Linked DNA regions of Homo sapiens: region 2 is linked to region 1. Evidence: read pairs that join two places in POLR2A ChIA-PET (ENCODE). Cell type or tissue: MCF 10A. All regions are shown on one strand. Each heading gives the region's core, and the rest is flanking DNA. Links, peaks and the distances in the headings are about the cores only.

Region 1 (2,912 bases), core at 307-2,806:
CTGGGATTACAGGCGTGAGCCACTGCGCCGGGCCAGCAATGTCTTCTTCAAATGTCACACAATGTTACAGTTCTTTTTCATTTGCCCATTCTTTCAACGTTGAGCACCTCATATGTTCGAGACACTGAGTTTGTCAGCCTTTTGACATCTTTCCATCCCTCAAGGAGCTCACAGTTCAGGGGGGACATAGACAGGGGAATACAATGGAAATATACTGAGAAGTGCTGTGCCAGAGGTAAGCACAGTGTGCAAATGAAGACAGAGAAAGACAACCCAACTCAAAGGGCAGCAAAAGAGGGCAGTGGCGTAAAGTCTTTCCAGAAGAGACAATGCCTGCCAGGTGTTACAAGGAGGGACAAGCTTCCAGATCAAGGAGACAGCAACTGTAAAAAAAAAAAAAAAAAAAAAAGAAAAGAAAAGAATTCAATATGGCTGAACACAGAGTACAAGCAGGGGAAGAGTGAGAGATGAGCTGGGTGGGCAGGGACCTCATCAGACCCCAGAAGCCCTTCTAAGGATTCGGAGCTTGAGCCTAAAAGCAATGAGGAGATGCTGAATGATTATGTTAGAGCACTTCAAAGGAAGTCGTTTGCTTCTCATATTTTTCTTATTTCCCATTCTCTCTCTCTCTTTTCCTTCCTTCCTTTCTTTTTCTTTTTTTCTCTCTCTCCCCCTTTCTTTTTCTTTCTTCCTTTCTTTCTGAAATTGCAGCTGATCCTTCCTCCCCTCCCTCCCTCCCTCTCTCTCTCTCCCTCTCTCTCTCTCTCTTTCTTTCTGAAATTGCAGCTGATCTGGTCTATACCCAAAGAGAATAAGTGCAAGGGATTTATTTACAGTATGTCCATGGTTGGGTGGAGAAAAAGATGGAGTTGATCCCTGAAACCTGACTTTTGATGGCAGTAAGTAGCAAAATGAGAGGATCCCAGGAATAATTCCTATCTCCCACAGACTTTTCTTCCATCTAAATCTGGAGATGCCTGTGTTCGATTTTCATGAGGAGGCTGTTACCTCCAAGGTGTGGACAGGAACCTTTTTTTTCTTGCCAAATGAGCAAAGAAAGGAATCTTAATTACAGAGAGGTCTACACTCTTGCTACTTGAAACTGGGTCCCTGGACCAATAGAATCAGCATCCCCTGGGAACTGGTTGTACAGACAGAAATCTGAAGCTCCACCCCAAACATACTGAATCCAAATCTGCATTTTAAACAAGATGCCTGGGTGATTCCCATGCACATTCAAGTCTGAAAAGTCCTGATCTACAAGATAGGAAAACTGCCTAGTTGGTAAAACTTAGGGTACTGTGTTGCAATCTGTGTTTTGTTTTGCGTGACTGATTTATGAGTAATCAGTTTGTCAGCCTCTATGATTACTAATTTATGTCCAAAAGCAAACTCAATCAGGGGCTAAACCCTTTCTACTCTACTGAACATTTCTAAGAAATCTCCACAGAGCCCACGATGTTGTGATCCATTTAAATACAGGACTTGCTCTCTGGCTGATGAGTAAAAGATTCGTTCTTTTTTTTTTTTCCTATTGTGGCAAAATGTGCATAACATACATTTACCATTTTAACCATTTTTAAGCGTGCAGTTCAGTGGCATTAAAGACATTCACACTGTTGTGCATTCATCACTACATCACCTCTAGTGTTTTCATCTTCCCAAACGGAAACTCTGTACCCGTTAAACAATAACTCCCCATCACCCCCTACCTCCAGACCCTGGCAACAACCATTCGACTTTTTTTTTTTTTTTTTTTTTGAGACGGAGTCTCACTCTGTCACCCAAGCTGGAGTGCAGTGGCGCGATCTTGGCTTGCTGCAAGCTCCTCCTCCCGGGTTCACGCCATTCTCCTGCCTCAGCCTCCCAAGTAGCTGGGACTATAGGTGTGCGCCACCACGCCCAGCTAATTTTTTTGTATTTTTAGTAGAGATGGGGTTTCACCATGTTAGCCAGGATGGTCTCCATCTCCTGACCTCATGATCTGCCCACCTCAGCCTCCCAAAGTGCTGGGGTTACAGGTGTGAGCCACCGCGCCTGGCCCACCATTCTATTTTTTGTCTCTATGAACTTGACTACTCTAGGTAGCGCATTGAAGTGGAATCATACTGTACTTGCTTTTCTGTGACTGTCTTATTTCACTTAGCATAAGGTTGTCAAGTTTCATCCATGTTGTAGCATATGTTGACATTTCCTTCCTTTTGAAGTTGAATATTTTGCTGTATGTATCTACCATATTTTGTTTACCATTCATCCATCAATGGACACTTGATTGGCTCCCAACTTTTGGCTATTGTGAATAATGCTGCTACAAACATGAGTGTAGAAAGCTTCATTTATGCCAGCATGCAGGTCCCCTCTTCTAGCTTACCAACATTATTTTCTAGAGAGATGCCACAACAAACATAAATTCACAGTTAAGGGATGCTCTCAATGGATTTTCTCTGTCTGTCTGTCTGTCTATCTGTCTCTCTCTCTCTCTCTCTATATATATATATGTATATATATTTTTTTAAGCAGAGACAGGGTTTCACCATGTTGCCTAAGCTGGTCTCAAAGTCCTGAGCTCAAGCGATCCACCCACCTCAGCCTCCCAAAGTGCTGGGATTATGGGCATGAGCCTCAATGGATTTTCTTTAATATATCAAGTCTCTAGTTGACTCCTTACGAAGAAAAGAGAATTTGCTGTTGTTGGGAGCAAAATGTCTGTTGCAGTTAGTCTCTGTCCGGGAGTCGTGCCCTCCTGAATATAAACTCAGGGCCAGAGCCAAGACTTTAATTTGTGAAGCACAAGTATTGATTTGGTGACACCATTGTCTTCCCCTGATGCTGTTCCTATCAACCCAAATTATCTGTGTGAACATAGGAGCCATTTTTTCCGGGTGTGCTGGGCAGCTGGTGACAAGCTGCTT
Region 2 (2,912 bases), core at 253-2,752, 73 kb after region 1:
CTGACCCGTTTAAGCAAAGCCAGGCTGCAATTTTCCTGTGGATTCCCATTCCAGCAGTTAGGCTGGGCTCTCCTATGATTTTGCTACCACTGCGATTTTGCTGTGTGGCTACTTTAGAGACTAGAGACTGCCTAATGTGAGCAATAGGTGATCTAACGGACAATCATTATTGGTTGACTCAGCATCTATCAGTTGACTAAAGTTGCCTTTAGTCAACGGCAGCATCATGGTTTTCATCCATGGAATTCTGCGGTGTTGGCTCCACCCTCAGCTCCAGGAGGGGGTATGTGCTTGGCACCTGGATAATTAGATCATGGCATTCCCAGCCACAGTGATGGGTTTTGGGGAAAGGAGACATGTTACAATCCAGGCCAATTCATGTCAGGCCTTAACTTATTTTATTTTTGAGACAAGGTCTTGGCTCTGTCACCCAGGCTGGAGTACAGTGGTGTGACCACGGCTCACTGCAGCCTGGACCTGCCAGGCTCAATTGATCCTCTCGCCTCAGCCTCCTGAGTAGCTAGGACTACAGTTGCATGCCCCTCTACCCAGCTAATTTGTGTAGAGACAGAGTTTCGCCATGTTGCCCAGGCTGGTCTCAAACTCCTGGGCTTGAGTGATCCACCTGCATTAGTCTCCCAAAGTGTTGGGATTACAGGTGTGAGCCACCAAGCCCAGCTTAGACTTAACTTTATATTGATGGCAATGAAAAGCTTTTTCTTTTTCTGCCTGGAGCTATAAGGTCATAAACCTGCCACTACTGGTCACAATCTTCCTCCCATAAAATGAAAGTAAGCCTCAGAATAAAGCCAGAACAGAGGCAGGAAAAACAGAGACATCAGGAGAGCAGTGGTCCTGATAACATCATTTGAGCCCCTGATTCCAGATATACCTGAAGCCTGTATATCCCTTGGCTTTTAGTTCTGTTAAGTAAAACTTATGGGGATGCCATTGGTTTGGACTGAGCTCCTGCGCTGGGCCCCAACAGATCAGACCAAACCAGAATGGAGTCACTCATGCTAGCTGTTACGTAGTCAAACTGAACTTAGAAGTGGATCAGTTTTCCAAAAAAAAAAAAAAAGGAAGATTCACAGCAACCAATCCAAAGAGGCCCCATCAACCTGAGCTGGCATGATAAGGAAGTCCCTTCTGCTTTAATTCTATAAGAAAAGGGACTTTGAAACAACCAAACTGCTTTTTGTTCCTTATTTCTGCTTTCTTCTGCCTCTTCTGCCTGTAAAGCCCAGCTCCTCTGCTCAGCTCCTCAGGGTGCCTTTGTATTTCATAGAAGAAACGCTGCCCAATTCATGAATTACCAACAAAAGCCAATTGGATCTTTAAACTTTTTTGTTGCAAGTTTGTTCTTTGATAGTTCTGCAAGCCAATAAATTCCCTTTTCTTCCTTTAAATCAGATGTCCTTGGCCGGGTGTGGTGGCTCACACCTGTAATCCCAGCACTTTGGGAGGCCAAGGCGGGCGGATCATCTGAGGTCGGGAATTTGAGGCCAGCCTGACCAACAGGGAGAAACCCCATCTCTACTCAAAATACAAAATTAGCCAGGTGTGGTAGTGCATGCCTGTAATCTCAGCTACTCGGGAGGCTGAGACAGGAGAATTGCTTGAACCTGGGAGGCAGACTTGCAAGAGCCGAGATTATGCCATTGCACTCCAGCCTGGGCAACAGAGTGAGATTTTGTCTCAAAAAAAAAAAAAAAAAAAAATCAGGTGTCCTCAACCTCTAGGCCATGGACCAGTCCACAGCCTGTTAGGAACAGGGCTGCACAGCAGGAGGTGAGTGGCAAGCAAACAGGAGCGAGCATTGCCACCTGAGCTCCGCCTCCTGTTAGATCAGCAGCGGCATTAGATTCTCACTGGAGCACAAACCCTATTGTGAACTGAGTATGCAAAAGATCTAAGTTGCAGGCTCCTGATGAGACTCTAACTAATGCTTGATGTACTGTACTGCCAACAGTACAGTACAGTTTCATCCAGAAACCATCCTTCACGGTCCATGGAAAAATCGTCTTCCACAAAACGGGTCCCTGGTGCCAAAAAGGCTGGGGACTGCTGCTTTAAATAGTTTCAGCTGGGATTTCTATTACCTGAAACTAACTCCTAGCAGTGAATCATTCAGTCAGTCAATATTGAATACCTTCAGTGTGCTAGGTATGGTCCAAGTGTAGGAAAACAGCAGTCAACAAGACATACAACTCCCTGTGGGCCTGGATTTGCATTTGAAACTGACATTCTCGGCCGGGCGTGGGGGCTCACGCCTGTCATCCCAGCACTTTGCGAGGCTGAGGTGGGCAAATCACCTGAGGTCGGGAGTTCGAGACCAGCCTGGTCAACATGGTGAAACCCCGTCTTTACTAAAAAAAAAAAAAAAAAAAATACAAAAATTAGCTGAGCGTGGTGGCACAGGCCTGTAATCACAGCTGCTCAGGAGGCTGAGGCAGGAGAATCACTTGAACCTGGGAGGTGGAGGTTGCAGTGAGCCGAGATCATGCCACTGCCCTACAGCCTAAGCGACACAATGAGACTCCATCTCAAAAAAGAAAAAAGAAAAAAGAAACTGACATTCTAGTGAGAAGAAAAGGAGAAAAAGTAAATGTGTATATTGTGAATCAGTTATGACAAGTTCTGTAAGCTGGACAAGGGGAAGTAAGTGTTATAAGGGACTCAGGGAACATCTCACAGATATGGTGACTTTCAGAAGAGACCTAAAATATGTGAGAGAGTAAGCCATGAGTGGTAGCAGGGTTCCAGCAAGAGGAAACAAAAAATTCAAAGGCCCTGAGTTGAGTATATGCTTACAGAACAGTGAGGCCAAAGTGTTAAACGTGGCCAGGCGTGGTGGTTCACACCTGTAATCCCAGCACTTTGTGAGGCTGAGGCAGGAGGATCACTTGAGC

The links. ChIA-PET counts read pairs that join two places held together with the same protein. Peaks named below come from ENCODE experiments on the same cell type or tissue, not always from the same donor. Only the 100,000 strongest peaks of a DNase experiment are listed, where the experiment ranks them.
Region 2: POLR2A ChIA-PET joins it to region 1 with 5 read pairs; 3 of 35 experiments call an interaction of 5 or more read pairs at or near these places.

What each region holds. Positions count from the first base shown.
Region 1 is chr17:59,434,139-59,437,050 of GRCh38, forward strand. All of the region lies in intron 2 of LINC01476 (long intergenic non-protein coding RNA 1476), which reads right to left. Among named protein-coding and RNA genes, the nearest start is that of MIR4729, 70 kb to the left of the region's middle. In MCF 10A, for the core only: no CTCF peak of the experiment used is centred there; a DNase peak (open chromatin) is centred at 1,293.
Region 2 is chr17:59,507,389-59,510,300 of GRCh38, forward strand. The region is part of intron 1 of LINC01476 (long intergenic non-protein coding RNA 1476); the gene reads right to left. It overlaps LOC105371845 (a long non-coding RNA gene), which reads left to right. Exons shown (of 3, transcript XR_934887.2): 3 at 1-403. Among named protein-coding and RNA genes, the nearest start is that of LINC01476, 18 kb to the right of the region's middle. In MCF 10A, for the core only: no CTCF peak of the experiment used is centred there; no DNase peak of the experiment used is centred there.